Linked DNA regions of Mus musculus: region 2 is linked to region 1. The links are chromatin loops, found by intact Hi-C in ENCODE. Cell type or tissue: heart. All regions are shown on one strand. Links, peaks and the distances in the headings refer to the core of each region. The heading gives the core; the rest is flanking DNA. Region 1 overlaps R3hcc1l (R3H domain and coiled-coil containing 1 like). Region 2 holds the start of Hps1 (HPS1, biogenesis of lysosomal organelles complex 3 subunit 1).

Region 1 (16,428 bases), core at 2,929-10,928:
GTCAGTGTGTTTGAAGACCTACACAACTGTACTGATCACAGTATCACACAGTGGGATACAGGCCGTCGTGCTGTAGAGGGTGGACAGGCATAGAATCAGAAAGCCCTACCTTGGGGAGTACCCCTAAGGGTACAAAGCAAATGGGGAGCAAGCAGACAGAGTACATGAGATATCTGAGGCAGTGGTATTTGAGCAGGGCTTTGAAAGAGACGAAGACGCAGAAGTGAAGACAAAAATTATTCTGTGGCTGCCTTCTAACTGCCACCACTCTCCAACCTAAGACAGTGGGGAAATCTCAACCCAAAGGCTCATCTTTTCTTTCTTCTCTTCCTTCCTTTCTTTCTCCTTTTTTTTTTTTAAAGATTTTTTAATGGTGTGTGCACGTGAAGGTATGTGCACAAGTGTCCATGGAACCGAGAGGGACTGCAGTCCCAGGCCACTGTAAGCCCCACAGTGTGGGTGCTGGGAACCAAACTCAGGCCCTTAAGAGCAGTCCACACTCAACAGCTCAGCCATCCCTCCAGCCTCAAGGTTTTAATTACAATGTTCTGTTCTTTGAAACAGGTATGTGTAGTTCAGCTGGCCTTCAACTTGGGCAGTCTTCTGCCTCAGCCTCTGTGATCAGAGCTTACTGAGTACAGGCGTGTGCCAGTATGTCTGGGTAGTTTCCTTTTGTGAACATGGACTGTGAGCTTCTAGATCGCTGACGTGCTCCCCAGGGGGGCTGTGCTGGAACAGAAAAGCACTCCCTGGTCTCCATCTCTCAAACAGGGACAGTGACAAAATTTCAGTCACGATGTCTTTATATTTCGTCTGTGGTACTAGGCTCACGCACTCAGGACCTTCCATGGGCTGGGCAGGCACCCTATCACCGAGCTATACCCCTAACCTCATTTGTTTTAAAAATAAACTCCGCCAGCAAATGGGAGAGAAAGAAGGAGCATTAAAGTTTCACATCTGGGTAACTTGAGTAGACTTTGCTGACACAGAACGAAACGAGAATGTGAGAGGAATTGGGACTGTGCACATAGAGATGACAGAGCCTCTCTAACCAGACTGCTAGGGACCCACAAAGACAGTGCTAGAGTCCTATACATGGTACGACTCACTGCAGTGCGCCTGAAGTTAGCTATGTGACAAGAGCTCCTTAGAGGACCAGGAAACAAGTGACACTGAGCCCAGGGGGAAAGGAATGGGAAACTACTGTCCCTGTAAGCTTGCAGGGAGGGGAGCCAGGAGACAGTGAGCTCGAGAGCTCGCTGTCATGGCGGAGGCTGAGATGAAGCTGCTTGGACCTACAGTCACAGACAACCCCTGTCACTGCAGAGCCTCCTTCTGCTGTTGACTTACCAGGTGGAAACCAGGGGACAAGCCAGGTAGAGTGGCCACACAGAAAGAACATGGGGAGGGAACAAACGAGAACCAGTATAGCCTTTCCACACAACAGACGGTGTGCCTGGCTACCCTGATGGAAGGGCGCTGTGGTGGCTTTGTCCACTCAACTCTTCTGCTTTGGCCCACAGGAGATTCCTACCGAGCCAATGCAGAGCTCTCCCTGGAGCAGGAACAGCGACTCAGGAACAACTTGATCTGAAGCCATTACTGCACTCCCAGCTCTGCTCACACACCAGATACCTCAGCTGACTGGAGCCATGCCCTTCACAAAGCCCTGACTCACAGGACAAGGGGCTAGTGACAAGGAGCACCAAGAAGCTGCTCAGGAGGCCTTTCGGTGGCCAGATCATCACCCGGGATGGCAGTTCTCTCAGGATGGCTCTGGGCCAGCTCAACCTTCTCTTCCTTCAGGAGACTCGATCTTCTTTACAACTTGATGCACAGTTCCCAGTTTCAGGAGCTCTAAGTTCCTCAGGGATGAACTGTGACCAAGGCCCCCTCTAAGTGGTGCTTTGCAAATGTCTTGGAGGACCAAAGGACAGACGACCCGAGAACACAAGCTGTGGATGGAGTCGTTTTCTCTGCTATACGCTCCACGCAAAAGGACCATGTCAAAGTCACACCTGGCAGAGACGCTGGTGAACACAGTCCCTCAGCTTACCCTCACTTAGAACTCGCATCTCAGGCTCTGAAGCCTCTCCTTGCATCTTTACCTTCATTCGGTCACACATGGTGTTTCCAATATCCCTGAACCCTCAGGCCTCCTCCATTTCCTGATGGGTCAACACCTCGATTATTGGGGCTGGGGAGCAAGTTTCACAGAATGACGAGACAGGGCCTTTCCTGCAGAGTAGTCAGAAAGCAAGACGAAGGCTGAGGTCACATGAATTCAGCCTCGGAGGACCTCTGCCCAGGGAGGTGCCATATCTGGCAGGCAGGCCAGTCTCTTAGAATCACCCACATTGTAGGGTTAGCCTAAATTTCAGATTTAACCAAAGCCACTTCACCTTAAACTTTTGCAATTGAGAAGAAATTGGTCAGCCAAGCTCCTCTGCAGGAACACCAAGACAGGTCTAGTAGAGTTAGGAACAGAAGACGGAGTTAACAAGAAGTGAGAAGGAAACCTGGGAGAGGCCACCATCCAGTGAGGCGGCTGTGCTCTGTTCTTGCTCAGGTGGTATAAGACCTGGAGTCTTCCAGGGCATGCCTGGACCTTTTCTCCACTGACATACACACAGATGATCCTTCTAGGTCTTATAATGCCAACAAAGGTTGCTCACTATGGGCTGCCACAAAGGCCAGACCAGCTGAGCTTCTGCAGCTTCCACTGCACTACACTCTGCCCTCTTCCCTCCAGAGCTGGATGACGCTCGGAACACAATCCTTGGCACAGCCCACCCTAGTACATTTCTTGGGTCTCACACTAACCTGCTTCACCGTTACGCTGCCCAAGGTCAACAGTGAATCTTGGGTCAGGAAGGCTGAGAGGTGAAGGGGAGGAATGAGAAGGTGTGACCCAGACTTTAGACTTTTATAACAGAGGCTACAAAATAAAAAAATAGATGCTCGCAGACAGAACTGATTTTACAGCATTCTCCTCCCCACAGTACAAGAGCTACCCTGATAGTCAAAAGACATGTTTTGGGATACCTTCTGTGAACAAAAAGTACCTTTTTCTGTCTCCTCCATTCCGTCATCTCCTTCATCTGGCACAGGAAGCCTGTTTTGGTGTAACAGTTTAGGTAAACAAGGGAAGGACTGATTTCCTGTTGGATCCAGCAAACAGTGATATGATCCTCACACATGAAGCTAATGTTCTGCACAAGAATGTGCGCAGCTAGCTAGGGTGGGGTGGCAAGTGATGACTGGACTTGGGCAGGGAGGTTACCCTCACCTTCTTGTTGGATCTAGTTTCCAAGAGACCAGCAAAAGCAGGCCAGGCAGACAACCAACAGCACGCTCTCAGCTTTCCGGCCCACATCACACGAGTGGTAGGTGCAGCCAGTTCTAATTCCTGGAAAAAGCTATACAAGGGCTGTGCTGTTAAACTTCTGAGTTGAAAGGGAAAGACACGGGCAGCTTGGTGGCTGGCATGACTTATAACTAGATGAGGAATGTTAACAGAATACTAACCGCCAAATTCCAGACAGAACCAAAAACCTCAGAAGACTTTCACCCTGGCACACCTTGACTTCACGTGTGCTCCAGAGAAGGGCTAGGAAGCTCTCCTCAGAAGTTACGCTAATAGACTTTTAGACTATGAAGAGAAAACTAGAATCCACAGGGACTGTAGCTTTCTACTAGAAATTCTACATAACCCTGAGATTTAGACGTTTACCATATACAAAACATATATGTAGAGTGTACATGAGAGGTCATCCCCCACAGCTAACTTTTCTTTCAGAGCAGCCACAGCACTCAAACAGCTCTCCTTATCTTGGAGAGTTCTGTTCTCTGAGAGCAGCAGCCGCACTGTGTTCTCCCATTAGCTCCTCTTATAAACCAAGGATTTATCCTGCATGGACAAGCTTGAGCCGTGGCTGGGACTTCTTACTACTAATACACAGCATCCCCGACTACTGGAATAATGTAAGCAAAAAGCATATTTTCAATGGAAGTAAAAACAGCCCTGTCCCAAAACTTTCAAATGCTGACTTTAAAAAACTGTTCTCCGAGACTGATGGGAGTTATCCTGAGAGTTAAACGTAGCTGATTATCAGACATAAGATGGGTTGCTTCTTTAAAAACTGGGTAATAAACATTAGCAATGCCTATAGAGAAGGACTCTAAGCAGCTAACAAGAAGTCCTTTCACAGACATGTTTGTCCTTTCTCAAGGTCATCCAGCCTGAGGGTGTAGCTCAGTGGTGAGTGCTGTCTGGTACATGTATGGCCATGGTCTGGTATCTAACTTGGGGTAGGGTGTGAAAACATGGCAAGTGTGTGCCTTCAAAGTGTCTCTCGGTATAAAGCCATGCTGGGGGGCTGGATCAGTTAACTGCTCAGCAGTTAGGAGCCTGGTTCTTCCAGAGGACCCAGGTACAATTCCCAACATCCATGTGGTGGCTCAGAACCAACTGTAATTCTAGTCCCGGGAGATCTACACACACTTATGGCCTCCACAGTTACCAGGAATTCAGACATACATAAAATTAATAACAGAAAAATTAATAAGGTAACATGTAATATATAAAAATAAATATTATATTTATATTATTATATTAATAATAAATAACATAAAAATAATAAAAGGCAGTACTGGAGTCCTTGGTATTTTCTTTCATTGTATTCACTGCTCAAACAGAGCAGAGCGAGCAGAGTGAACACAGCTGAAGACTTGAGCAGAAACAGAGGACCAAGAAAACAATGCTTTCCCACATATGGAAGGTGGCACTGTACAGAGCCTCTGGAAAGGCAAGCCTGGAGTGAAGAAACAATGCTGAAGAACTGTGACAGAGCTCCAGCCGGGACTAGCAAGAGGGGCAGGTCAGGACTCAGAGCCAAGGCCAGGGTCATCGAGGGATATTTGAAGAGCCCCATTCTACCACGTTCTAGACAAAGCTAATAATCCATCATTGTCACGGGAATAAAAGCAACTTCTGCCCCAGTTGAAAACACAATGTGACACCGGTTCCTGCCACTTCAGCACCTTAGAGACCAGCACTACCGTCTCCTCAGCACAGAACGACTTTCCAAAACCACCAAGAAGGCCGCTGTGAGACAGAAAAGGCTGAGCTGGTGGCTCTAAGCTGTCCGGCGGCTCGGCCCATCACTGTACTGCATGGTCTGGGCCTGCTTGCCAAGCCCCTCTGGCACAGGCTAAGATCGTACCAAGAACACACTGGGAGCCAGACGTTTCCTGCAGGGTGTCAGATTTGACGGCTATGGAAAAACAACGCAAGAGGTTGGAGGGAAGATGCATGAGGAGACGAGGGCAAGAGAAGCTGCCACACAGAACTGCCACGACGGCACTTAGGGATCTACTCTAGGGCAGAGAAGACAGAGAGCACTATACTCACTGGGCTGATAAAAGTTAGTACCTGTCTAAACCAGGCACACCATCAGAGACTTGAAGACTAGAGAACTCATTTACAGGTTTTTCTGTTTTCTTCTTCTGATGTTGGCTTTTGGATGGGGGTTAAGATTTATAAACACCATAATGATTTATGTTATAAAATAGCCTTTAATTTTTCCCTCTCACAAGATATCACTGATTAAACTGGAGCGGCACTCAGTTCCCTAGGGCTGGTCCTTGTGAGGAAGGAAGGTAGCAGACCCGGCTGCTGTGCAGGCCCAAGTACCAGGCCCCAAGCTTAGTACACACTCAGGAACAAACACCCACGATGCGCTGCGGTTCAGGGGCTCTGGAGTTCTGGGCCAGCAGTGTAGTCTCTGTACGGGCTGAGTGCACCAGGCACTCCTGTCTGTGAGCTGTTTCCTCTCCCTGTCTTACTGCTGCCCCTCATCCTGCAGTTCTCAACTCTGAGAAGTACTAAGGAGCGCCCTGCCCTGCCACGGACCTCCGACTCCTATCACTGCAGGCTTGAATCCTGTTTTGCTTTACATTTGCTTCAGACTTCCTGGAGGCCTGACCCACATGAAGATGACCTGCTCCACCCAGGACGCTTAGAAGCCACTTCCATTTTCCTTCCCACATGACAGTTCCTTTTAACGTCTCTGTCACAGTGGACAGGTCTGAATTCAAGAGTGAGGACTGGACCCTCGTTCTCCAAGTCGTCTGTTTTGTTCATGTTTTCTTTAACATGCTCATCTGCATGTGCACAGCTCTGGAAAGATCCTCTTGTCTCAAGAATATCAACCACTTCCCAATCATGGATTCATTCCTTTCAGGAACTGATATTCAAACCACAGACTGGTCTCTGCCTTCCCAGATGTCTTCCCGTTGCTTGGCTTCCAACCGTTTTCTCTCTGTAAATAAAGGCCAATGTTAATCATATGATTATAGATTTCACACAGCCACTAAGTCTCCTTTAATCAAATTACAAGACAAAGATTATTCACGAGACAGGGGGATTCCCTGATCACCTTTCACCTGATCCCAGAGGTTAACATTTTTTTAGCTTTCCAAGTGCTTTAAAGAATTGATACTACTCTTGGTTTTGTTTTCTTTCTTTTTTTTTCCCCTTTCTCTCTCTACCTTTCCTCCTTTTCTTTTCTGTCATGCTTAGGATGAAACTCAGGGCTCCACACGTTAAACACAAACCAAACCAAAAGTGTTCTAGAGCAGCGGTTCTCAACCTTCCTACGTTGCGACCCTTTGATACAGTTCATCATGTTGTGGTGACCCCAACCATAAAATTATATGTGTGCTACTTCATAACTATAATTTCGCTACTGTTATAAATTGCAATGCAAATACCCGTGTTTTCCAATGGTCTTGGGTGACCCCTGTGAAAAGGATCAACCCATAGCTTGAAAACCACTGTTCTAGAGACTATTCCAGAAAGAAAAAATAATCACCAGATAAAATGGAGGAAAAGGAGTGATTAATTTTTAAGACAAAAAAATATAAATTGTATAATACATCTTAAATTATTTTTAATATAGAAACTTCATTTTTCATTTTCATTTGCCAGTACATATATACTAGCTGAGAGCAGCAGACCATGCTTGTAAGCCCAGCTACCTAAAAAACTAATGCAGGAGGACCACTTTAGCAAAGGAGCTCACAGTGTCTAGGTAACTGAGCTCTGAGGTACACCTAGGTGTACTGGTAGGTGTCTCCAATATAACATATACAACTTTGTGCTCCAAATAGTTTCTTTTATGCACAATACCAGTTCTAACTTTATAGCTGACAGCCATTCACCTTAATACCAGAAATACATATTATAAGCCTTAAATGATTCTTTTTAAGAGTTCTTATTCCAGACTGACAATGTCTACAAAAGAGTCTTCAAGTCATGAACCAGGTAGATTACAGAAATCAAGGTGAGTTTTAACACTTGCTATCTCAACCTATCTTCCAAATCATGAACATCACTTAAAAAAAAATCTCTAAACTACACTTGACTGTACTGTTAAGGGGAAGGAAGTTGGCTGGGAATGTGAGAGAGAAATTCCTTGCTATTTGGGCACCATCTTGTGGCATCATCTGAATATAGCAACAAAATTACACAAGGCAAAAAAATGAGGATCAACAAATTATAAACTGAAGGCTGATTAACACTACGCCCAAGAAAGAATTCAACTGCAAAGCAGGCAGGCTTGGGTTGGCTGAGGTTCTCCATGAGCAATGCCAAGGATAAACTTATCCAAACTTTGCCAGGACTTCCTAGGAAAGTAGCATGGTTCTGAGTTAGGGAAGACGTAAATGCAAAGCAGCCATGGATGAAAAAAACTGGTTGTGAATTCCAAGGAAAAACAAAGGAATCAGGAAAATTATTTACTAGAACTCAAATTGTTCATTAAGATAGGAAACAAATCAGAAAAATTATCCCTAAACAATAGAAAAATATGACCGCCCTATAATTCACAAGTCCAAAATCAAAAGTTCTGAAAATAGTTTTTATTGTAAAGTTTGTGTCAAAATTCATTTTTGTTAGCAAACCTAACCCGACATGAGGCTTCTACTGTTCACTTCATGTGACTTGTTACATACTTTGCCCAAGGAACATGAGTGCTAATGTGTTTGCTTTTGGTGTTATAAAACATATAATACAGACACTGTGCCATCTTTGTAAAGTCACAATTTTGAAATATGTCTAGTGTTCAATGCTTGCTAACAAAAGTCCCCTAACTTCTAAGTCTCACCTGAGCATGTATATGTGTGCATGTGTGCATGTGTGTGTCAATTCTGGTGGTAAAACATGGAAACAAAGAAGCACACAGAAACAGTGAAACTATAAAGCATATGAAACACAGAGAATACAGGTCAAAGGGGCCTTTCAAGTGCTCCCCTCTGGGACAGGGGACCTGCATGACTCGCTAAGGCTCAATTATCAGGAAGAAATGAGGCCAAAACCCAGTTCTTATTTTTAAGTAGCATACTTCCCATGATCCTGGCATCTGAAAATATCAAAAGAAAAGGAAAAGCATGTGAAAAAATTAACTGAAAGAAACACGTCCCTTTATCAAAAGAAGGCATTACATGACTGGCTGCATGAAAAAGGCTGTCATTAGCATGGCCTCCATTTAGCGTAAAGTGAAGGACACAAACAGCCCAGGCAGCAGTAGGAGAAGGGAGTAGGAGAGACTGGAACAGTAGAAGGGAATGGCTAGCCTGGAGCATTTCCATAAACTGTCCTGAAGACGCCCACTCCAGTGTGAAAGCACAGATAGAAATGCCCACTGAGCGAGCCGCTGAAGTCAGAGAAGAGAGGTGCTGAGGCCTGAGAAGGGAACGCCCCATCAGGCTTTATTTGACAAGAAAAGGGAAGGAAAGAGAAGGGCTGCAAATTAAAGACTTTCAAAATTTACTTGGGCACTTAAAAAATGATCACAAAACCCACTTGTCGCCACCTACAGAGTAATAATCAGCAAGCTTTGTGCAGAACAAGCCTGGGCAAATCTAATTGCCTTCCTTTATTCCCTGGCAGACTTGGGAGATCAAGAGAAGGGAGCAGTATAAGCAAACTCTTAATTGTGGCAAGGCTTCAGACAAAGTTTATCAAGTATTTATATAATCATCAGTGTTCCAGGAGAATGTAATCCAGAGCTCATCAGGCCCCAGCTAACTGGCAGATGATCTGCAGTATGTTAAGTGCAAGGAACCACGGGCTGTTTATTTTAGCAACACTTGAAGTGGTCAGTTAGTCCTAGTGTTGACATTTTTGTCTCTGAACCAAAAGAAAGAAAGAAAGAAAGAAAGAAAGAAAGAAAGAAAGAAAGAATATTACATCTCTGTAAAAATTTTTTCACATACTTATATGGTTAGAAATGAAGTGAATTTCAGATTAATAGGCAGGAAAAACATGAAAATACCCTGAAAATCTGACTATGGTCAGTAATACAGTGCTGCAGAACGATGGAATGTGCAAAAAGGTTTCCCAGAGTTAGCTACCATGGGTAAATCTGTTTTACTACAAAAGAGCAAGTATTGTTCAGAGATGACTCTAAGTTTGCTGTGATTTAATTAATCAAACTAAATAATTAAATTATTTACTTCCTCTGCTTTAGACCTATGAACCAAATGCTGGCCTTTTAGAACCAGCCAATTAATCATCTACTCCTAAGAATGAAGTGAAATTATGAAATAAAATTATAGTAGACTTTGAAGATGAGAGAGCAGCTTATTCTGAGAAGCAGTGACATACATTTCTAATTTTAGTCAGCAATCAAATATTTGGAATGGAGAACACAGGAAGATGTCCCAGATACTCCTGTGCTGAGCCCTTTACTTATGCGGTTTCATCATTCAGCATGAAGCAGTGGTTGAAACACCTGATTAACTACAATCCAAAGCACTCAGGGATGATCTATCTCCCACGTCCACTCTCAGCACAGCTCTGATCTGTTGCGTGCTCTCCTGGGCCAAAGGACGCTCTACTCATGCTCAAGAACAATGTACTGAAGGTTTTCACCTCTTGACGCACACACTGCGATTTGCTTTAAGTGGCCTGGCACTTCCTTCTCCTCAACTTTTTCAGCTTTAGTGATCTCCCTTAAAGGACTGAGGTATAAGCTGTTCCACTATAATGTCAGGAGAATCCAAGTAGGATAGAAAATTCTATCAGAGAAACTCAAATGATTAGGTGTGTTCAACTCTTTTAGGGGCAGGGCAATGAAAGTCCAGAGTAAAATACTAACATTTATGAAGAAAACCCAAAGTAATCAGTATCGTTCATGTACAGAGACAACAAGCACGTCTATCTTTTCTGTCCTTAACTCCCTGGCAGTCAGCAGAATTCTTCATGGAGGACAAAGAAGGGTTAGATTATTATATATAAATGAAAGGACCTATAACAGAATAGCATACAGTACAGACAATGAGCACATGTTAGGTCCGTGCTGACGCTGATCAACTGGCAATGGGTATGTCAGTACCCGCGCCAAGGGAGAATGCCATGACCGATCAGGTCCATCTGTTTCGTGTACTGGAAGAGCAGCAATACATAATATACTCTTGTCAATGCTCATGCCATATTACAACACAGAAAACAGAACCATATCTTAAGATTGTAAAAGCACCTTTTCAAGATTAAATTATGTTGTACTCAAAAACCCTCCCCGTGGTTAGGTAGAGCAAGCATTACTAGTTGGGAAGAGGACAGAAAGAGTGGTAAGACCTCAAAGCCACACAGCTAGTTAAGTGGCAACAGTTCTACTACAGCCCAGGGTTCTTTCTTGATTTAGTGATCTACCTTTGGTCTTTACAGAAAGAGCTGAGGGTAAAGAACGATGTTCAGATGTTCTGGGTTCCTACTAAGGAAAAAAGGAAGGAGAAACAGGTTTAAACTATCATCCAGATTTATAGCAAACCAAAGAAATTTTCTGTCAGTTAAAGCTGCTAGCCAATCTTTGGTATCTATAACTAAAAAGAAGCCTATTATAGTGCATTGTCTGGGGACGTCAAAAATTTATTTATAAAAGTAATATTTACCCCAAGGGGGAAATGGCAATTTTTCCCCCAAACCTTTCAAAAGGGTAGAAAAAAATGAGTTTTAATTAGAAAAGCCTATATTCAAATCCCCTTTCTCATTTCCTAGGTGGTAACCTCTGTTCCTTAATTTCATGGGGTCAGCTTAAGACATGGGGCCAGTGTCTTGCATCTGAGGTATGAAGCCAACACCATCAGAATTTCTACTTGGGAGTCTCCATCGACAACCCTTTTATCCACGTCTTACACTACAAAGCATCAGATAACAGCTCAGTGACCGAGACCTGCCTTGCACTGGCCCTGCATCTAACCCTAACATCACACACAGAGAAAGGGAGAGTGAGGAGTGGGAGAGCGGGAGGAGCCATTGCTTAAAGAATCTAAAAGTAATCCCTGGTTTGAGCTTTGCTTAGTGCATACAGTCACTACTGGACTCTAGGCTTTAAGAGGAACAAAACACATTAAGTAAGAACCTAGACTCCATACAGCTCCATGAGGTTGCTTAATTCAAAAGGATGCTAGTAAAAGAAACTGCCCATCTCCATTTTCTCAGACACAGAAGAGCTGTGCTGCAGAATGACAGAACGGCCTTCTGTGATCCACGCAGCCAACCCATTTGGTCTCTTAATTACAACCCAGAGCCTCTTAAGCTCCAGTTACCAGAGGAGCTGAGAAGCTGCGGCAGAATGGTTACAAGTTGAAGTTCAGGAGAGGCAACACCGTGAGAGCATCAGCTAAGATAAACAAACAAACTATGAAATATTTTTCATTTTAAAAAGCAACAGAGAAGTTAGCACGGTGGCCCAGCACCCCAGAATCTGATATAGGCCTGCCGTAAGTTCAAAGGCAACCTAGGCTACACAGTAAGTTCTAAACCATTCAGGACAACAAAGTGAACGGTTTCAAAAACAAACAAAAGTCACTCAGTCAACAGTCTCACTTTGAAACTGCACCACGGAAATGTGCTTTGGACAGTAAAGCGTTTAAACAAATACATCCAGAGAAGCAGCATGATGGTGGGCCTGCCGAGAACGAGAGAGCACACAGACGATCTTATCCCAGCAAAGCGACAGCCTCGGTATTTGTAGAGATACAGGGGATTTACGCTCACACGGAAGGCGTGGCGTCCAGCAAAGGGAGCCAGTTCCTCAGTAGATACCTCTCCCATTACCTTCCCTCATCCTTTTTTGTTTTCTTTTGTTTAGTGCTGGAACTGAACCCAAGGCCTTAGGGCATGCTAAGCAAAAGCTTGACAACTGAGCTGCATCCCCAGGCTCCTCCCCCCCCTCCCCCTCTGAGATAGGTAACTGTAGCTACATCCAAGAGCCGCTTTCTTAAGACATAACCAATGTAAGGGTTAGGAATACTACACATCCTTTGATCCAGCTCTGTTGTTTGCCATCTACAAAAGCAAAGGCAATCCTTTCTCTCTTCTATCCTCTATAAGCAACCTTTGGATAAACAATGCACTAGAAAACAGAATTGCCTCATTATCATCATTAAGGTAAATTAGCTGGGTTCCCTCCTGAAACTCTAACCCCTGCCATGATGCTCTCACTCACTGGTTATCTGGCCGGTGCAGCTTAGAGTCCGAAAGCCGCCTGCTATCACCAAAGCATAGTGGACAGAAGTATTAATGGCCTTGTTAGACTGGCAATAAACAAGCAGTTTGAAACTTCAGTTGGTTTAAAGGAAAAATGAAGTCACTTTTTGGTAAGTGGAATTTTCAGAATTGTTTTCACTGATTCTATTCATCTTGGGTAAAGGCAAAGAACTTGTCTAAAGCTTGACAGCTGTTAAAAAAATACTTCTGTGTCAAGCCTGAGTCCAAGTCTTTACCTAGAATTAAAAAACCAATAAAGAGAAGATATTTTCTAAGCTTAACACCAAACTATAAAAAAAGTCTTGCTTATGGATCTGTGGAAATATTTTCTGAGAACTCGTGGGTTTTAGAGAATCATCAGAAGTCAGGTGAATCTACTTGATTGTGTTAAGAAGACAAAATTCTTCTTATAGTTATTATCATCAATATCAGTTGCTGTCTCTGCCTTAACTTGCCTTCTACCAAAAAAGATCTCAGCTATCTGACTACACCACAACACTGTCAGCGTGGTCATGGAGCGATAAAGCACAGTAAACAAGGCCTGGGAGACTGAAGTCTTCAGAGGGAAAATTTTCTTTTCTTTTTTCTTTTTTTAGTTTGAAACAAACTGTAGAAAAGCCAGGAAAGAGTTGCGAAAGCAGAGCCTACCTCTCAGTAACAGTAAATTTACTAGACGCCTTGTGCACACAGGAGTGAAAACACCATCGATTCATCTGAGAGGCTTCTTGAAGATGGAAACAACAAGATGGAAGGCACATTATTCTTTTCTGACACGTGCCTCATAGTGAAGCCCTTGTGGACCAGACCAAAGACCACCAGTCAGCTCACCTCGGGCTTCCTGCAGTTTCCTGAGCTCTGCTTCCCGTTCAGTTTTGCTCTGTTTGCTTCGAACCCCAAGGGCACTGATGACTAGCCTTCTGGCTAAGGCTGCTGAAGTCTCAGGTCGTTCCTTTGCTGGCTGGAGAAACTCTGAGGGGAAAAAAAGGAGAAAGAGGCAGTGAGAAAGAGAAACCACTACAGCTCCAAGTGATTTAACTCAGTAATTAACATACAAAACAGACTAACAAGGGCAGTATCAGCAGTAATTAATACAGCCCTGATAGATGATGATCCAAGGAAATTAGTACGGCGAAGCACAAACAAGCCGGGCTGTATTATCTGCATTAACACAATTTCTTACAGCAAGTCTATCAAACAACTCCATCAGGTGAACTAGGCGGGGATGCCATCAGAACCTGGCTACTGTACTGCCTGTCTTTGGCCAGTTCGAGCGGCTGCTCAAAGGGCTCACTTCCAACATGCTCTTTTCCTTTCTGTCCTTAAAATCACATCAATACAAGTATTGACATAGAAACGCAATGTCTACAGAACTCTGGATCGTGAGAAACTGCTGGAACCAGTAGCAACGTCAGCATTAATAAGGAACAACAGCAGAGAGGTTACAGGCTCACCAGCACACGCTCTAGCTTTGGCCTTGGCTGCTCTTGTGGCCTGTGACAAGGGCCGGATCTTCACCATGGTATGTTTAGTACCCAGGGCATCGCGAGCTGCAGGAAGAGCAGAGGTAAGGAAGGAAAGTGGCGCACACGAGGATTTGGGGCTATGTCTTACAAAGCATTTGTTCACACAAGTTATGTGTCGTGGCAAGAAAAAAAATCATAAAATATAGAAAATCTGTAAACAGCAAGTAGGATAATAATTGCTTTAGAACAAGGATCAAACCAAATGCAGCAACTGGGCTTTCTGTTTCTGTAAATAAATGTAAATAAAACTGTATGAAACAGAGCCATGCTCATTTGCACACTGTGGCTACTTTCTTGCTACAAAAATCCAGTTAGGTAAGTACAGAAGCTTTTTGCTCCACAAAGTCAAAAATATTTTATCCAGTCCATGCAAATTAATGCTCTAAAGATGGTTCAGACAGGAGGTCAATCTCTGACTGCTGTGGATCCTCTGCCTAAGCTCTATCCTGAGTCCAGGGTATGTCTGTGAATAAAAGACCAACCATATATTCAGAGAGTAGCTATTACAGTAGAATTATATAGAATTCTACTTCTAATTCATTTTTTCTGAAGGAAAAAAATAAATAGTGTAAAATTTAGTCTCACTTTGGTCTTTATCATGTCTGACATTTAAGTGTGCAAATGGCCAGGGAGGAAGTGCCTACCTTTCCAAATACCAAATGCTGGATTAAAGAGAAGAGGGAGAGAACGTGTGGGTACAGGCCACAGTCCTCAAAAGCCAGTGTTTGTTCTAATACAGACACTAATACAGGTACTGGCTGAGCAAAGTTCTTGGCTGGACTAGAAGGGAAATGAAAACAAGTAGCAAGAGCAACTAAACACAAGGGCCTGGACGTCCTGAGAGTCACCGGACAATACCTGTGATTGGGCTGGCGAAAACTCCTAAGGCATGTGTGTCATCTACCCACTTAATATCAAATCCTTTCTTTCTGCAACAAAAGAAAACAACTTTTACATTTCTTAACATTTATTTTATGAAATGTCTTTAAAATAATTTTACAAAGCATTTCATAAGGAATGGGGATAGTGACATCAAAACAGCTTGACACACGGAAGCCACTAAAATTTAAAAGCAATACCGTCATTAGGAATTACCCGGGAGCATTATCTAGATGCCAACTAATTATTCCTCACAAACTGACTGGCTGGAGAGGTACAGTAGTTAATGTACTATTTTCAAGAGATGTCCTTATGAGCAGCAAGTGAGAAGGGATGGAAAAGGAAGCCAGAAGAGGTATAGAAGAATACAGGAAGTCAGAGGGGGTCATCTGGACCTGATGCAAATGTAAACTGTGTGTGTATGTGTGTGTGTGGGGGGGGGGTAGGGGTGGGAACACTACATTGTTAGAGATGTAATTCAAATTGTAATAAAAAATTAACTCTAATAATGAAAATTACAACTGTACTTACTAATGCTTACTATTCTTTCTTATTGAAGAAAGAAAATAAGGTGTGTGTCAGGGGTAATAGAAATAACTGTAGCTAGCCAAAAAAACAAACAAACAAACAAACAAAAAAAAAAAACCCAAAAAAACCCAAGAAGAAGGAAATCACATAAAAGAAATCATAATAAACATTAATATTAGAAAAATAGCCTTTTAGTTTAGAACAGAGCTACACAGTGAGCACAAAGAATGTCAGAATGACAACACACACATACATACACACACACACACACACACACACACGTGCAAACATACTTAAATTCCCTTAATACATGAATAGATTTTATTTTAATTAAATCTACTCCTTCCCTCCCCCTGACTCCTAGTATTAGAAGGAATGCTCTATCAATTTAGCAACCTGACAGTAGTAGGTTCTCCCCTGGGGTCTCTGACCTCTCCAGCCACAGGTCGTCCTTAGCCATATTTACACTAGCAGGCATGAGCCCTTCCTGCTGGGCAGACCTTACAGCTATCAGACAGCTGCTGGTTACCAACACTCCCCTAATGCACGTGCACTACTCCTGCTCCAGTGGAGGGATCTGACTGCGGGAGTCACTGCAGTTCACAGGCTCACAACTTGGGGAGATTGCTGGTCCTTCTCCCCTGGCAGCCTGAGCTAGCCATCGGGGAGGAAAATGGAAATAAGATTGCAATGACAGGCCAAGAATATGATAGTCAGCACTAAGAAGGCAACTCTTAAAGGAACAGTGCTCATTATTTTTATTATTAATAGCAATAGCATTTAACTCAGATATTAGTCTACACTTCTACATCATAATCTTATAAGTCATTATTAAAAACTCCTAAAATCTCTTTCCCTATTCAACACTTTCCTTGATAGGAAAATAGAGGAAACTTGGAAGATGACTTCTAGAACTTAGTAAGCTGGACGGTACTATAAAAT
Region 2 (16,428 bases), core at 8,429-16,428, 190 kb before region 1:
TCCCCCATGGTTCCAGGCCTGCAGCTCTTCTGCCCCGCTCTTCATTGGATGCCGCTTACAGCCCATTTATCTCTGGGAGTCCTCTGCTTGATCAAGCACGGGTCCAATTATCTCTCTCTAAACCTGTCTGTCCTTCATGATGCAGAAGGAACAGCAAACAGAGGTCTCTATCTCAGGTGTCACAATGGAGGTTGAGCGAAGACCAAAGATAGCTTGCACTGCATGATGCTGGTTATATGACAGTGATGTGCAACCGTATTTCCAGCTGACGACCTGATTTGAATTTTTCTTCCGATCCACATACCCGAGCAGTGTCAGGAAGAGATGAGAAGCTGTGGGATTCCGTACCTTAAGCCAAAGATGGCTGCCATTTCCTTCAGTCTAACATGAGCTATTTGTCTTTTCAAAGTTTGCTGTGGATGCAGTCCCCTTTCTATGAGCTGAAAATGTCTAGTTACACAGAAAGAATAAAAAGAACCAGGAGATGTGAGTGAGGTCACACGTGTCCACATTGCCACCACCGGCTTTCTTGTTACTGCTACAGTGCAAACATCTATTATGTATCAAATATGAAACTCATTCTTAAACTTGAAACATTGGAGCTATCGGTTTGTCTTTGTCATTTCAGAATAATTCTAAACAAGTTGCGTGTCAGTTCTCTTACCTCAGCATGCAAGTATATGATAATGAATCCCCTCTTTCCCCTGCTGTAGGTCAGTGCAGCTCAATGGCCAGCCCTTAGTGATGGTGGACGACGGGACCCTTCCAGAACTGAAGCCCCGCCCGCTGCGGGCCGGCCGGACATTGGTCATCCCTCCAGTCACCATGGGCTTTTATGTGGTCAAGAATGTCAATGCTTTGGCCTGCCGTTATCGATAAGTCACCCTCTGTTCCTGAGCTACTGGTGGGCCTGCTGGACTGCTCTCTGCTCTTCCACACACGTAGCGTCCTTATTCCTCAGACACCTTCTTTAGCAACCAGCCTCTACTCCCATGCTGCTGGGAGCAACATAGACTCTCCAAAGGGAGTCTAACCGTCATAGTGTGAGCTTAGTCTAGGTAGGTGGCATCTGTCCGTAAGGAAAAGGTAGACATCCTCTGGTGTGTCTGTTTACGCATGGACAGCTGACAGCAAGCTTCCAGAGCAGTGTTTGCAAACCAGCTGCCTGCGGTCCTGACCACACAGCAATGTAACTAACTGTAAAGCCCAGGCCCTAGCCTATGGCTGCTGCCATCAGCAGAGGATGGGGGAGGAAGAGATGGGGGTGCAACTCTAATCCTCTTGTAACTCCTCCTTTGTCTGTTTCCTGCTGCTGCCTCGGGTTTCCTGACACCTCTCTTCCCATAGGGAGCTAATGGGTGAGTCAGCTCTGGCCTGCTGGGTGAGCTGTTTATATAATTTCCTGGCTGATGTATGAGTGCGTGCATCTGGGTTTCTGACAGTGGCATCCATCACTGCTGGTCCTCTGGGAACGGGTGCTTCGCAAGTAGAATGACAGTCATACTCTAAAGTTCTATTCCTCTGGGGATCTAGATTCCCTCCAGCTCAGAATGGGGGTCAGGTAACAATATTCACTGAGTGGAGAGCAATGTATTAGGCTCCACAAGAAGAAATCATCATTCTTTATGCTGCTGGGAGGGAGGGAGTTGTAGTACAAAGAAAAAGCACACGGAAACATCAAACCCAAGTGTGCGCGAGCACACACACACACACACACACACACACACACCAATCCAACAAAGCAATTTAGACCTTGCCCTCAAACTGAAAGGATTTCAAAGACTCAAAACAGTAAGAAGGCCTTAGTTGTCTGGTTGACCAAAAACCATTTAGAAGAAGAAAGTATCAATGAAGTCACTGCAGACAGTCGAACTTTTCTGTCTCTTCCCAAGTAGCCGAGTCTTAGTGCATTTTAGGGAGAAAGCTTGAAGGTGACCAGTTCCACCCTACCCCAGGTGGGTGTGCTTACGCATGGTGCAAAGTCTTCTGTTGGCTCTATTAAGGAAGGATGGGAAACTGGTCTGATAGCAAAACAGATGAATGCTATGTGGAGGGCTTCTGAGTTGGGCAGGCAGGAGAGGGACTTAAAGCCCACGCCTGGGACCTTTATTTGGCAACAGGGTATGGGAGTCTTTGGAAGCAAGTTGCAGTCACACGGACTTTCTGTGGACATGGCTGACCTCAGGAAAAAAACAACGTGAATGATGCTGCCTTCAAGGAGAAAGAGGACCCTTGACTCTCCTGGGTACCAGATAAGTCAGGGACACTGTTTTGGTGTGAATAGACAGGCCTGGGGGAGCAGCAGAGGTGTGCCTAAGATGCCTGAAGAATAAGGGCTTAGTCCTGTTTGCAAAGTGAGAGACAAGAGGAAGGTTAGACCGCAAGGTGCCCAAGACTTTCAGCTTGGAGAGCTGGGGATTTGGTAGAGGGGAGCCACCCATCTGATTCTCCCTATAAGGAAGACAGTGGGATTGGACTTTGGGGTGCTTATTTTCAGTACAGAATGAGCATCACACAGCAGATACACTAGGGCATGCAAGGGCAGAGGACTGAAGACAGGCTGGACCCAGCAGCATCTGGAAGGGTGGCCCATGAGACTGCTCACCCAGAGAGGCTCCCAGGGAGCTTCCCTTCTCAGGCACCTTCCATGGAAGCCCAGCATAGCACTGGAGGTCGGAGGGGAGGGAGGAAGGGAAGGAGGGAAGAAGGAAGAGAAAAGACAAACAGGTGGACCAAAGTCAGGAAGAATGTGGGAGGATGGGAAAGGAGACAGATGGGTTGTTGTTTTTTGGGTTTTTTTGTTATTTGTTTTTTGGGTTTTTTTTGTTTTTTTTTTTCCTTGAACATGTATCAGAATCTCTTCTAAGTACTTGTCTGGGGGCAGCTGCAGGGCCGCTGATAACAGCAAGGTGATCAGAGGCCCTTAATGCCAGGCCCCAGGCTAGTTTGCTTTACATATATAGAAGCCGCATAATAAAGTTACTGTTGTTATCCCAAGCACTTGTGAGGCATGGGACGGTCGCTAGGCTGCCCAGCATCACACAGTGAAATGGGTTGGTTTGAAGAATCATCCAGAACCTACTTAGTCACCAAGCACAGCGGCTTTTCCTGTCACCGACTTGCCCCTCACCTGGTGGACTGCTTGTTCGGTATAGCCAAGACTTCCAGAGCCCCACCCAAACACATTTTCTGTAAATAGGCGTTAATTCTTCACTAAGCCTCCCAGAATGTAGGTCATTTTTTGCCGCCTTTGTCTTTTTTCTGTGAATTAAATGCTGCACCCAAGAGGTGGAAGTTCTGTTTGTTTTTGAGCTAACAAAGGGGGAGGAGGGAAGCAATGAGATTTGTCTTCAGAGCCCCGCAGCTCTGTCTTCACAACTATCTCCAGGAAGACCTGCTTGCATTTCTCAGAGGGCACCGAGACACTCACCGGAACATCACAACTGTGCAGCAACTTTGTCACGGGGCTTCTGTCTTGATGCCCTGGGAGAGAGGTGGGAGGAACAGTGATGCTGCTCTTTCTGGGGACTCTACCCAAAGACAGTCTGCAGTAAACAGCGAGGCAGCTGGGGAGAGTAAAGCAGTCCTCCCCCAGCGGCCTCTCTGGGTCAGTTTTCCTTCATCAAGCCAGATACAGCAGAGATCATGAGAGACTTAAGAGCCCTTCATTTTAAACCAAAGAATGGGCTTGTGGATATGCGCACTGAAAGAGTAATCACTCGTAATGAGAAGTCTGTGCCTTTTGTTGAGCTGCTTTTCCGCTCCCCTTGCCTCTAGGAATGATTTTCTTTCTCATTTCTTATCACAAAGCCTCAGAATAAATTCTCTTTGTTATTGGGAGAGAAAGTCCCCATTTTTCTAATGCGCTTCGGAAAGCTGCCTCTGTGGGATATTAGCATTATCTCTGGCTGGAGAAAGGCTTGAAAATATCAGACTCAAGCAACTGTGAGACTAAAGACCTGGGGCTCCCAAAACCAGGATTCCTCCTGCAGTCTTCTCTCTCCTGGGCTCCTTCTGTAGTTCTGCCCTTCCCGGGGAATCCTGTAAGCCCCCAGAGGGCGTGGGCTCAAAGCCCTGTACTCTCATGTAGGATAAAGATAATTCTGCCTGAAGGTCCTCCACCCACTTCCAGCACCAAGGGTGAACGCTGGGGTGCTGGGGTGTTAACCCCTGAGCATCTGCAGCCAGCATATTCTGGGCCAGACCAGCATCTTCCAGTGTGCTCCACATGGGTGTCCAGCATGCACAAAGGACTCTGAGGCTGCGCCTTGCAAATCCATGCAGAGTGCCTTCTCTTCCAAAAACAAAAGGTCAACGCTTAATTTTTGCAGAAGGAAAGGCAAACCAGGTAGATTCCCATAATGGTCATAGCAGAAGCAACAGAAAGACTTCACTGTTTTGAGGTGCAAGCAGAGCTACCCAGCATGATAGTGATGTGCCCAAGAAGGCCAGGAAGGAAGAGCTCTCCCTGCAGTCCCAGCACTACTGCACCCTGCTGGTGGCTCCTCCCTTCTGTCAGCCACTGTCCCCAAGAGGGAGCCCAAGGAAATCTGCTCTTCTGAGACAGAGTACGGGTTCAATTTTAGAATTGTCTGTGCTCATTTCTCAGCCTCCAGCCCCTGAAAAGAAGAGACTGAGAAGTATCCCAGACAGAGGCAATGCCAAGATGAGCTATCCTAGTATAAGGCCCAAGCAGCTGGAACTTTTAGAGTGAAGGACCGCCATCTCTTTGTGGGGATGTCCTCCTTCTCATCAGTAGTTAGACTCCACTGTCACCAGGAGGAGGGAGACAACAGCCTCCCCCCACCCCATTTCCTCAGCTCTGTTGCCCACCAATAGCTTTCTCAACCCCTGTGCCCATCCCATGTCTCACCCGCTTGCCTGACCTGCCAGGAGAGTGTTGACCTCAGGTTTAAAGCAGCCCAGGAGCAGCTCTGATGGAAGTGAGGAAGATGGAAGTGAGGCAGCAGTGAGGAAGACAAGCCTCTGCAGTCCAGGCTCACCATGACACGCAGTGACCTTCCTGGTCTGCTTCTCTGGGTTTCTCTGTAGGACAGGCTAAGAGCCATTCCCACTTATCTCCAGCCCCCCAACCCCCACCTTTGATGGTGATGGTTGATATGTTCTGCATCATTTGGAGGTAAATGGCAGAGCCAGCCAGCACTTCTGTAGGCACCATGTCCCTCCCTCCCTCCCCCACCCAGGTATGGAAGTCTCTTCATCTGCCCACACTGAACTGTAAAGGGGATAGCAGCACCCCAGGGGTGATACCACATGCAAAACTCCAGAGCAGCCCCTGTGAGAGCTGGGAGCATTTGGGAGGAGCTGAGAAGTTTCCATTTGACTGGCTCATTAATTCCTACCATGGCCCCCCGCTAGCCTGCTGCAGGAAAGGAGTCCTTCTGACAACCCAAGTCAGGAACGTTACTCTTCTAATTATTATTCAGGAAAACACCCTAGGTCCAACTTGTAAATGTTATGTAATAAATTATCATTTCAGAAGAAATAGAAAGAAGCCTTGACTTTATTCATCTGGCAGCCAGTGAGATGAGTACAGGAGACCTTTCAGGGAAGGCTGTGTCTACAGGGATTCTAACAGGCGTTAAAGGCATCCAGAACACACAGGAGACTGAGGCTTTTGCAAACCTGGCGATTGCAGGGAGTTCGAGTCCATGAGGTAGTTCTTTACTTTAAGGTAATGTTTTGTAAGAAATAAAATATGACTACTTTAACTTTCCGTGGTCAGGGTGTTTTGTTGGGGGGGGGGGGGGGAGGCAACAGTTTTCCACACCACTCCTGGACCTAAGTCTGAGCACTGAGACTTGAACACTAACACACACCTAACACACACCTAACACACACCTAACACACACCTAACACACACCTAACACACACCTAACACACACCAGGTCCTTTGATTTCATGACGCTGTCTTCCTGCTCTCAACAAGCCTTGCCTCAGACAACTGAAGTAGAAATTGTCTCTCATAATTCAAGTTAGATATCCTGGGCATCTTGGTTACGGAAGCTGGGGTTATTAATATTACATATTATATATTAATATTACATATTATATTACATATCAGTCGGTGGGGATGTGAAAGGGGCAAAGGCTGTGTCCCACACAAGTCACTCCTGTCTAGACTGACGGGGATCCACTGCCTTCCTCAGCACCTTCTTTCAGGGCTGCTATGGGTACCAGAGGGGCTGACTAACAAAGGAGAGAGAGCATGTGGGATCAAGTGAGAATAGTGAGGGCCCTGGCCTGCACCCCAATAAAATCCCTTCCACTCGGTCCACAGACCCATCTAGAACTGGGCTCTAGAAAATGAAGCCCTTGCCTGGTGTATTAGTCAGGGTTCTCTAGAGTCACAGAACTTATGGATAGTCTCTAGATAGTAAAGGAATTTATTGATGACTTACAGTCGGCAGCCCAATTCCCAACAATGATTCAGTCGCAGCTGTGAATGGAAGTCCAAGGATCTAGCAGTTACTCAGTCTCACGCAGCAAGCAGGCGAAGGAGCAAGAGCAAGAGCTAGACTTCCTTCTTCCAATGTCCTTATATTGTCTCCAGCAGAAGGTGTAGCCCAGATTAAAGGTGTGTTCCACCACACCTTTAATCCCAGATGAAAGGCGTAGCCCAGATTAAAGGTGTGTTCCTTAAACTCGGAGATTCAATCTTCTGGAATCCATAGCCACTATGGCTCAAGATCTTCAAACCAAGATCCAGATAAGGATCTCCAAGCCTCCAGATAAGGGTCACTGGTGAGCCTTCCAATTCCGGATTGTAGTTCATTCCAAATATTGTCAAGTTGACAACCAGGAATAGCCACTACACCTGGGAAGCAATGGATGGCATGAGACCCCATCACGGGTTTGCTATTGGATGATGATTACGGTTTCTATGGTGATTCCAAAGTCTACAGAGCCTGTTACACAGTGCCCTACCCGAGCTTTCTCCTTCACCTGCCCCACTCCTCAAGTCCTGACAATCAAGTTCTTGGCTCATTTTAATCAAAGAACAACCTGAATTAGTCCATTCCTAGTGAACTAGTGAACATTAATAGTACTAGATACTGCGTCCTCTACTGGACATGTGAAGAACAATTTGAAAACCCAGATAGTGTGTGACTTTTCCTGTCTTGCGTGTGCCCGACTCAACCATCAAGAACGACGCTGCAACAGGATCCTTCTGCACACGTTTATTGGGAGAGCTTGATTGCAGAGGCGAAGAGACCCTGAGCCCAGAACTGGTGCTGCTTATATAGGCCTAGGAGAGGCGTGTCTCACACCCAGATTGGTTATGCACTATGCCTCATTTGTATGTTCCTCATCTGATTGACTACTCTCTCTCAGTACCTCACAGAACCTCATTAACATACCTCATTTGCATGTCTCACATCTGATTGGTTATATTCTCAGTAACTCATTAACATGCCCGCGCCAGGCAGTGACTTGACAAAAAGCTTTACTGCGTATGTACACATTGGTTGTTTGTCCAAACTTATGCGTGGTGGCCAGCAGTAGCCAGCGCCACTCTGCAACAGCACATGTGGCTTCCCACATTCCTGGAAGGATGTGTGCAAAGTCTACTCCGCCAAGACAGGGCATCAACGATAGACCAGAAAAAAAAAAAATGACTCCCTCAAGGTCTAGCTTAATGACTGAACACATTCACTGAGGTGACTTCCAGGAGCACGGGCTACTCAAGAGCAGCTGCACCACACAATACCCAACCCAGCATAGAGGACAAGTCATGAAAGCTGCCTCCCTGGCTCCACCAGAGTCTCCTCTCCCTAGCTTTCATGACCGTGGGGAGGGACCACGAGAATCCTATAATCTACTGAGTCTCCAAGGCTTTTCTCGTGAGCCCGAGCCTCAGAGGCTCCTCCTCCCACCAAAAGAGAAAGTTTCCGTTCAGAGGAATGAGTTACAGAGCAAACTGCAAGGTGGGCAGTTGGGCCACTGAAGGTGCAGAAGCTAAGCCACATCCACAGGCCACGGCAGCACTACCAGACCCATTTTGATCACTTCAGAAGAGAAATTGTCCAGACTCTCCGTCCCTCAGAGTCCTCATCTATAAAATGAGGACTTTAGGTTAGGTGTTCATGACTGGGCCGGGACAGGAGGTAACTCTAGAGTTTGCTGGCAGCTAGCCTGACCAAAAAGTAGTAAACTCCTCATGTACTCATGGGCCACACTTAAACATACACACACACACACACACACACACACACACAGAGACAGATCAAATAATGGTATTTTTAATATATATCTAACTTAAAACATATCTACAACATAAAGAAATCTTACAATCCAATAATAAGTCAATGGCTAAAAATAGATTAATAATAATAATAATAAAAGGGGTAGAAGATATGAATAAATGTTTATTTGAAAGCAAAAAAAATTTTAAAGCTACACAAATGAAGAGAAAAACCACATGAAGAGATGATCGGCGCCATTCTTTAGTCATCTGCAAGACACAAGTCACTAGCATCAGGTAACATGGACTAGATTAGTTATAAATTGTTCACGGGTAACAGTTATTCAGGCTTACAAACTGTTTGAAACAAGGGGGAAATGACCGACCGAAGTCAGGATAGTGTCGGCAGATTCAGGACTCCAGGAGACTGATGCTTGTGGCTGTACTGTGGAGCCTGGCTGAGCAGGGTGGTGGCGAAGGCGCAGGCGCAGGCGTTTGCGATGTTGTTTAATTGTACCTTAGGTAGCTAGAGTGGCCGCAGCACTGGCTCTTGGCCTCTGCCTAGTGGGTGCGGAGTGCTCATGCTGGGTCGTACACAAAGTTTCTCAGAAGCACCAAGGTACCCAATGAGGACCTGTGGTAGGCGCCCAACCTCTTCTGTGGACTCCATTGGCCTTCTTCACTCTTTCTGCCCCTCCAAATACACATAAAAATCTTGATAGTATGCAATCACTCGCAGGTTCAAGACAAAAGCCCTAATGTGTATGCAGCCCTCAGTCAGACTGGGAACCTTTGTAAATCAAGGAGCCCAAAGGTAGCTGGGCTCTTCTGCATGGTGTACTGGCTGGTTTTGTGTCAACTCGACACAGCTGGGGTTATCACAGAGAAAGGAGCTTCAGTTGAGGAAATGCCTCCATGAGATCCAGCTGTAAGGCATTTCCTCAATTAGTGATCAAGGGGGAAAAGCCCCTTGTGGGTGGGACCATCTCTGGGCTGGTGGTCTTGGGTTCTATAAGAGAGCAGGCTGAGCAAGCCAGTAAAGAACATCCCTCCATGGCTTCTGCATCAGCTCCTGCTTCCTGACCTGCTCGAGTTCCAGTCCTGACTTCCTTTGGTGATGAACAACAGTATGGAAGTGTAAGCCGAATAAACCCTTTCCTCCCCAAACTGCTTCTTGGTCATGATGTTTGTGCAGGAATAGAAACCCTGACTAAGACACACGGGTTCCGCCCCCTGGAGGTAAGTAAGGGAAAGCACCCACAAAAAGGGTACCTTTCACCTACAACTAGATTCGGCAAGAAAACGAAAGGCTGGGAAGGGCCAGGTGAAGGTGCAAGGAAACCTGGGTTCTGGTTCCATTTGTTCCTTCTTCAGCAAGGGGGTTCCCTCGGGGTTCTCAGTTGCCCCTTCTGTAAATCTGTGGGGAATCCCTTTAGCTAAATCAAGCAAAAGAGACTCTAGAAATGTCACCGGCTCAGCTGGTGCCTCTAAAGGCAGTGAGATACCTACTTATGCCAGGGTGAACGTGGCACGGCTCCCTAGCGGCGGGTGACCAGCAAGCACAGTAGCCTGAAGGGTGAGCAATGCCTGACGGGGCGGGGCTCGAACCCACAAAGCAGGCCCCGGTCATGTGGCTGAGTCACGTGTCCTACCCGGAAGCGCGCCGCAGGCTGGCTACACGCTGGGCGGTGCGAGCCGCGGATCCGGTACGTGGGCATCGTGGGTGACCAAGCGCAGTCCTGGGTCGCCCCTCGGTGGGCACCTCCGGCAAGCTCTCCCAGTTTGGAGAGGCCCGGGCACCCGGGGAAACCCGCATCAGTCTCATGCCTTTTGGAGCGGGCGTCACAAGCCAGGCCTTCGTCCCCGGGAGGAGAGGGGGAGGGTACGTCAGAATTTCTGGGTGTCGTTGAAAGAGTGCTAAGCAGCTATTGGGCGGAGCCACGCAGTGAGGCGGTGCTAAGCGGCGCAGGGAGAGACTCCCTCCTAGGCCAGCTGCTCCTGCTGGAGCATCACAGGCTATAGTCCCCACCCCTCGCACCCACCCCCCAACTGAGCTGTGTTAGGCGGGACAGAGGCCACGGGGACAGTTTGCTAGGGACAATGAGAGAACTGTGACCCGGGTGGTAAAAGTGGGTGCAGGGGATTTTTCTCAGAATCGCCCTTCTCTTCAAAGTTTCCTCCTTTTAGAGCAAAATATAAAGAGAACAAAGATCAGAAAATGAGGTTAGCCGCAACCGTAAAACCAGATACCCACCGAAAAGTATGCGGGTGCTTACCGGAAGTTACCATCAAGGCAAGCCCGAGAATGGTGCAGCCAGGCTCAGAGTTTCATTGCTTTCAAAATCCCCAGGATCAAACCTTCCTCCTCCGCCTTAGATTCTTCTTGCCTGTTATCAAAATGGGAGGATTCCAGAGGCAGCTTATTTCTCTTGTTATTTGAAGCCGGGAAATAAGAATAACACCTACCCACCGTTCTTGTCCTTAAGATGAGCCTACTGGGCTGAGGTTGCGACCTGGCTGGTAGGAACCCCGTAACCCGGTAGGAAGGTGCAACAGCGCTCTGTTCCCTGGCCTCCCAAGAGGAGTTTGAATCTCTGAGTTGAATGGGACCTTAGGAAAGCCCAACCAGAACCAAACCCGAATGCAGCTTTTCACTGGGACCTCCTGCCAGCTTGCGATGGGTTGTGTAGTAACCCATCCCTGCTCACCGCTCCCTGGGGCTGCTCAGGGTGGGATTGCTGACCCCACCTGTGTGTGAATGAGTGACCCAAATATAAACTGTCCAGTTGCAGAGGAGGTAGGAGCTAATGTGTCATCAACGCTTGCTCCACATAAAGGACACCTTCTAGCTTGTGGTCCTTAAAATGGGGGAACCTGTGACTTCTCAGCCCGTGTCCAGGTTGTCCACTCTCAGGAACAGGCGGCAGTGGAAACCAGACCCTCTGAATGCCTTCATGCCTTTTCTGCCTTAAGCATTTGCAGGCCCAAGGATGCTGTGCTGCTGTTGTCTGCTGACCTGGTCAGAGTATCTAGCTCCTCAGAAGCCCTGCTGTGTGCTTTGCCAAGGTAAACCATGCTCCTCTCCTGGAGGATGGAGGGTGGAGAGGTGGGCAGCACCCACTTGAAGAGCAGAATGAGAGGAGCGAACTGAACTGCCACATGCACCTCTTTGTACATTTCTTCCCCCTCCCCCTCTCCAGCCCTGCCCCCACCCCCCATGTCACTACTTCATTGGGGGAACCAAAGACAGGAACCCCAGAAGGACTGGGTGATGGCAGGCATGCAGACGAGGGTTCCGTGAGTGTCCATTGTTTTGAAGCCCATCTCCTTACCCAGGCTGAACTCACGGATGTGACCTTTGCCCTCGCTTTTCCCTGGAAGATGAAGTGCGTGTTGGTGGCCACCGAGGGCGCAGAGGTCCTCTTCTACTGGACAGATGAGGAGTTTGCTGAGAGCCTCCGGCTGAAGCTCCAGCAGTCAGAGGATGAGGAAGAGGAGGTAATTACAGAACAGGCCGTCCTGGTGGAGGTGGGGTTGGTAGAGGAGCCACAGAGCCACCCGAGGCCAGGAGGTCCCAGTGCCTCTTCCAGGCAGGCAGGAGGAGTCCGCAGGGCCTGTGCCTGGCCAACAGGGGGCAGCCTTTTGATGTCTTGAGTACTGTGATTTCCTATCTCACTGTCTGGGCCAGTGATTGGGGAAGGGGGTAAATTTTAGCCTCACAAGAGGGAGACTTGATGTCAGGTTCTCCATCTGAAAAGCTTGGCGTACCCATAATGATTAATTTTTAACAACTCTATTAAGTATAACTAGACCAACTGTTATCTGTTCACATTTAAATTATATAGTCCGATATATCTATATCTGTGATTCCATCATAGTCAGTGAACTGTCTGCCACCCCCAAAGGCTTTAACCCCTCTTTCACTTCTTTTCTCCCTAAGAGTCAGTGAGCCATTGCTGTCCGGTGAGTCTGTTATGTAGACCTATCTAGAACAATCATACACAGCAGTGTGGGTACATTTTGTGTTGTGGTTGGCTTGGGCTGGCTCTTTTACCTCAGCGTGACTCTTTGCCATGTCTTCATCTGTCCCAATTAGCGCCTATCAGTCAACCAGTTCTCTCATATCTATAGGCTGTAATCTGTTTCTTCGTTTCCTTCTTGGTGGACGTTTGACTTGGTTTTAGGTTTTGGTTACCATAGACATATGTTGGCTGTGAACATACACATCTTTGTGTGAGTTTGGACTCTGTGGGTGTTTGTTGTTGTTTTGTTTTGTGCGTATGGATGTTTTTCTTTCGTGGTTTGTTAATCCTGAGATTTGCAGGAGAAAAACCAGTCCCACCATTTTGAGCCGAATTTGAAGCAAGCTTTAATTAAATACTGACTGGGATGGGCTTTGGTCAGGACTGTCCCCTGGAGTTCCCAGCTGAGTGGCCCTAAGACACATGTTGCAGGGGCTTATAAGGAGAAACCCATACAGCCACCATATTTTCCCTTAGAGCGTAGTTATTTTCAGAGAACTTCAACTCCCAGCATTCCAGGAAGTTACCTGGTCCTGGGGTGGGTGGCCTTATAGGTTAACCTCAGGTCTTAACAGTGTATCTACATACCATGTGCATGCAATGCCCACTGAGGCCAGAAGGGGGCATTATATCACTTAGAATTGAAGTTACCAAAAATTGTGAGTTGTCATGTGGTTACTGGGACTAGAACCCAGATCCTCTGGGAGAACAGCAAATGTTTTTAACCACTGAGCCATCTCTCCAGTCCCTGTACTTCTTAAGAGACCCCCCAAACTCTCCACAGAAGAGGTATCCACCATTTTACGCCCCACCAGTCGCTTTCCAGTTCCTCGTTGATACTTAATATACATCCTTTTTTATTTTAGCCAGTTTAATAGATGTCAGCTAAAATCTCGAGTTGTATTTTTCATCCTTCAGTGACTAGTGACTCTGGGCGGCCTCTCGTGTGCTACTTTGCTGTATCTGTTCCCTATATTAGATCAGTTCTCTCAAGTGATCCTTATTGAATTTTTAGAGTTTCTTACACAGCTCAGACATGTCTTTTATTAGATCTCCGTTGCAAATATTTCCTCCCAGATTGCGGCTTGTCTGCGCATGCTCTTGAGGGTGCCTGCAGAGAGCACGCGTATATAGTTCTGATAGCGCAGTTTTCCAATTTGGCAATTACAGGTTGGGCTTTCGGCGACATAGCTAAGAAATCTCTGTCTAACCTAAAATTGCAAGGAGTTTTCCGCAGATCTTCTCCCGGAGTTGGTTTAGCTTGGGGTTTGGTTTGGTTGGGGAGTTTTGTTGTCTTCATTATTGTTGAGTTTTTGTTTACGTGCGTGCATGCACACCCGTGTGCACATGCCACAGCCCATGTGTGGCGGTCAGAGGACGCCTTGCTTTTCCTTCTGCTGTCATGGGGATCACACTGAGACCGTGAGCCTTGGCAGCAGGCATCTTTAGTTACCGAGCCACCTCCAGCCCCTATTGCTATTCAAACAAGATTTTACTAGGTAGCTCAGGCCAGCCTCTAACTTGCAATCCTCCTGCCTCCACCTCCCAAGTACTGGAATTACAGGCACACACCTCCATGCCAGATTTAGGTTTAGATTTCATATTGAACCTAATGAGCCTTTACCTTGAATGTAGTGTAGCGTATGGCCGGAAGCTATTCTGTATGTGGACATCCAGTGTATTTAGTATCGCTCAGAAATGGCTGCCGTCTTCTCTTAGATAACTCCCATTGTGCATTTCACAGGAATCATTTATTTTTTTAATAGCATTTTTCCAGGGTTAATTTTGGGTTAAACTTTTTTTTTAAGATGTATTCATTCATTCATTCATTCATTTAATGCATATGGGTACACAGTAGCTGTCTTCAGACACACCAGAAGAGGGCATCAGATCCTATTACAGATGGTTGTGAGCTACAATGTGGTTGCTGGGAATTGAACTCAGGACCTCTAGAAAAGCAGTCAGTGCTCTTAACCACTGAGCCATCTCTCCAGCCCGGGTTAAACTTTTTTATTAGAACTGCAGTGATCAAAACATTCTTGCATTTCCTGGTACACACAAATCTAGCTGCTCCCCCAGAGCCAAGAATAAGGCAGGTGCCTGGCTGGACTCACTCCCCTCCCCATGTCCACATCACCATCAGCATCACCATCAGCATCAGCATCAGCATCAACATCAGTATAGTGATGCCCTTGTCCGTTGTTAAGAGGAAACAAGACTGACTCAGGGGGTTGTGGATATTCAGGTGATTTTCTAAAGTAAAAACCAGGCCGTCTCTTTAGCTCTTTCATCTTTAAAAACCAGCACATCTAATCTTTAAGAACCTATAAGAAATATTTCAGTTCTTTTGTCTAATTAAAACCTGGTACAGGGCCAGGCAGTGGTGGTGCACGCCTTTAATCCCAGCACTTGGGAGGCATCGGCAGGTGGATTTCTGAGTTTGAGGCTAGCCTGGTCTACAGAGTGAGTTCCAGGACAGCCAGGGCTACACAGAGAAACCTTGTCTTAAAAAACTAGACAAAAAAAAAAAAACTTGGTACAGGAATAAAATCCTGTGTTTTCAGTTCCTAAATAGCTAGCATAAGGAGCGAAGTCCCCGAGTTCTGATGTGTGCATGTCACACTTAGTTTCCGCTGAGTAACAGGAGTTCTTGTGGGGAACCTGAGAACACACAGTAGTTTGTAAGAACCTCATAATGCCACCACCTAGTGCTATTAGCTCTTGAACAAATCTGCTTTGGGGCTTTACCTTTTACATGATGGGGTTAGACCACATTTATGTTTCATTTCTAGATTTTTTTTTCATTTCATTATATCAAATCATTTTTGCATTTTGTTAAATGAACACAAAGGTGTAGTTCCTAATGGTACCATTATGTCCAAACATTTGAATAAATGTATTTGCATTGAATGATTTCTGTATACATAGATAGCTATGTATGTGTATTTATATACATATATGTGTGCATGCACACACAAACATATATCCTAGTTAGCTGTCATTGGGAATATTTATTTGTGCTTGAATTTCATCCTTTTGCCCAATTATTTGATATAATTATTTATAGAAATAAAAATGAGTTGAAAGCCATTCAAAATCATTTCAGCACTTTATCATTTTACCAATTGATATATAAGAATATTTCTTTATTTGTATTGAAAAAATTAGTCACAAAAGATTCTCAATTGAAAAAGTTACTGCTTTTATTTCACTGTAGGGTAAGTCACTGCACTTAGTCTAGAGTTTTTAAAATGACTTTCAATATAATATATGACAGTTAAAGAAAACAATAGAATATTTTAAAGGAAATAATAGAATTTTAATAAATCACCAACATTTGTTCCTACCTATGCTAGGGGATAGTTGTTTAACAATACTAAGAGCCTGAGGTTTGCTGGCTTCTGGGGGTACAGCAGCAAGTGTAGCAATGTGGTCCCCACTCTTAGGGAGTGAAGGTCCAGGGAGCCACCATGAACAGTCAACTGTAGGTAGAGTAGACCCCATGCGATTACGCTGAGCTCCACCAGTGACAGCACTGAGTGGGCTGAGTGGCTGCGGTGGGTAGTCCGAGGGTGCCAACAAAGAGGCTGGCTCTGTAGCAGACCTCGGGGTGGGATCCAGGCCTAGCTTCCTGAGCAGTGGGAAGGTTGGCAAAGCAGCTGCCCGGGCCTCTGCTGCTCATCACCACTGGGCAGCCACTTGGTTCTGTTTTCAAGGTGAGGGACTCCTTTGTTCTTTATGCATTTCAACATTCTTCCTGATGAGGAGCCAACTCCCCCAGCCACATTTAAAAATCTCAGAGGTTTCCCCCTTCTCCTCACTCCAGTATTCAGCTTCCTCCAATGGTTCACAGGCTCTTGTATCTGCTGCTCCCTTCTGTTGAGGGAGGGAGGAGGAGCAGTGGGGATGATGGAGAAGAGTGTTGGGGAAGGGAGGAGGAGTAGTGGGGATGATGGAGGAGACTGTTGGGGAAGAGAGGAGGAGCAGTGGGGATGATGGAGAAGAGTGTTGGGGAAGGGAGGAGGAGCAGCGGGGATGATGGAGAAGAGTGTTGGGGAAGGGAGGAGGAGCAGCGGGGATGATGGAGGAGACTGTTGGGGAAGAGAGGAGGAGCAGTGGGGATGATGGAGAAGAGTGTTGGGGAAGGGAGGAGGAGCAGCGGGGATGATGGAGAAGAGTATGTCCAAGTAAACACATGCT

What was found. Peaks named below come from ENCODE experiments on the same cell type or tissue, not always from the same donor. Only the 100,000 strongest peaks of a DNase experiment are listed, where the experiment ranks them.
Region 2: it touches region 1 in a loop (4-fold over the local background); 5 of 42 quality-filtered maps call a loop at or near these places.

What each region holds. Positions count from the first base shown.
Region 1 is chr19:42,580,500-42,596,927 of GRCm38, reverse strand. It overlaps R3hcc1l (R3H domain and coiled-coil containing 1 like), which reads right to left. Exons shown (of 7, transcript NM_177464.4): 4 at 14,938-15,008; 5 at 14,008-14,103; 6 at 13,385-13,525; 7 at 4,672-6,323. The coding sequence ends at 6,256. Loxl4 (lysyl oxidase-like 4) reads left to right here. Exons shown (of 15, transcript NM_053083.3): 15 at 1,524-4,649. The coding sequence ends at 1,594. Among named protein-coding and RNA genes, the nearest start is that of Loxl4, 24 kb to the left of the region's middle. In heart, for the core only: a CTCF peak has its summit at 7,500 (motif pointing left); no DNase peak of the experiment used is centred there; H3K27ac peaks cover 744 bases.
Region 2 is chr19:42,773,398-42,789,825 of GRCm38, reverse strand. It overlaps Hps1 (HPS1, biogenesis of lysosomal organelles complex 3 subunit 1), which reads left to right and starts at 9,848. Exons shown (of 20, transcript NM_019424.3): 1 at 9,848-9,912; 2 at 11,180-11,272; 3 at 11,543-11,704. The coding sequence starts at 11,588. It overlaps Gm16244 (a long non-coding RNA gene), which reads right to left and starts at 10,794. Exons shown (of 2, transcript XR_386720.3): 1 at 10,483-10,794; 2 at 8,252-10,386. It overlaps Hpse2 (heparanase 2), which reads left to right. Exons shown (of 12, transcript NM_001081257.2): 12 at 714-1,231. The coding sequence ends at 879. In heart, for the core only: CTCF peaks have their summits at 9,745, 11,829 (motif pointing right) and 12,852 (motif pointing right); DNase peaks (open chromatin) are centred at 9,865 and 10,115; H3K4me3 peaks cover 1,464 bases; H3K27ac peaks cover 1,925 bases.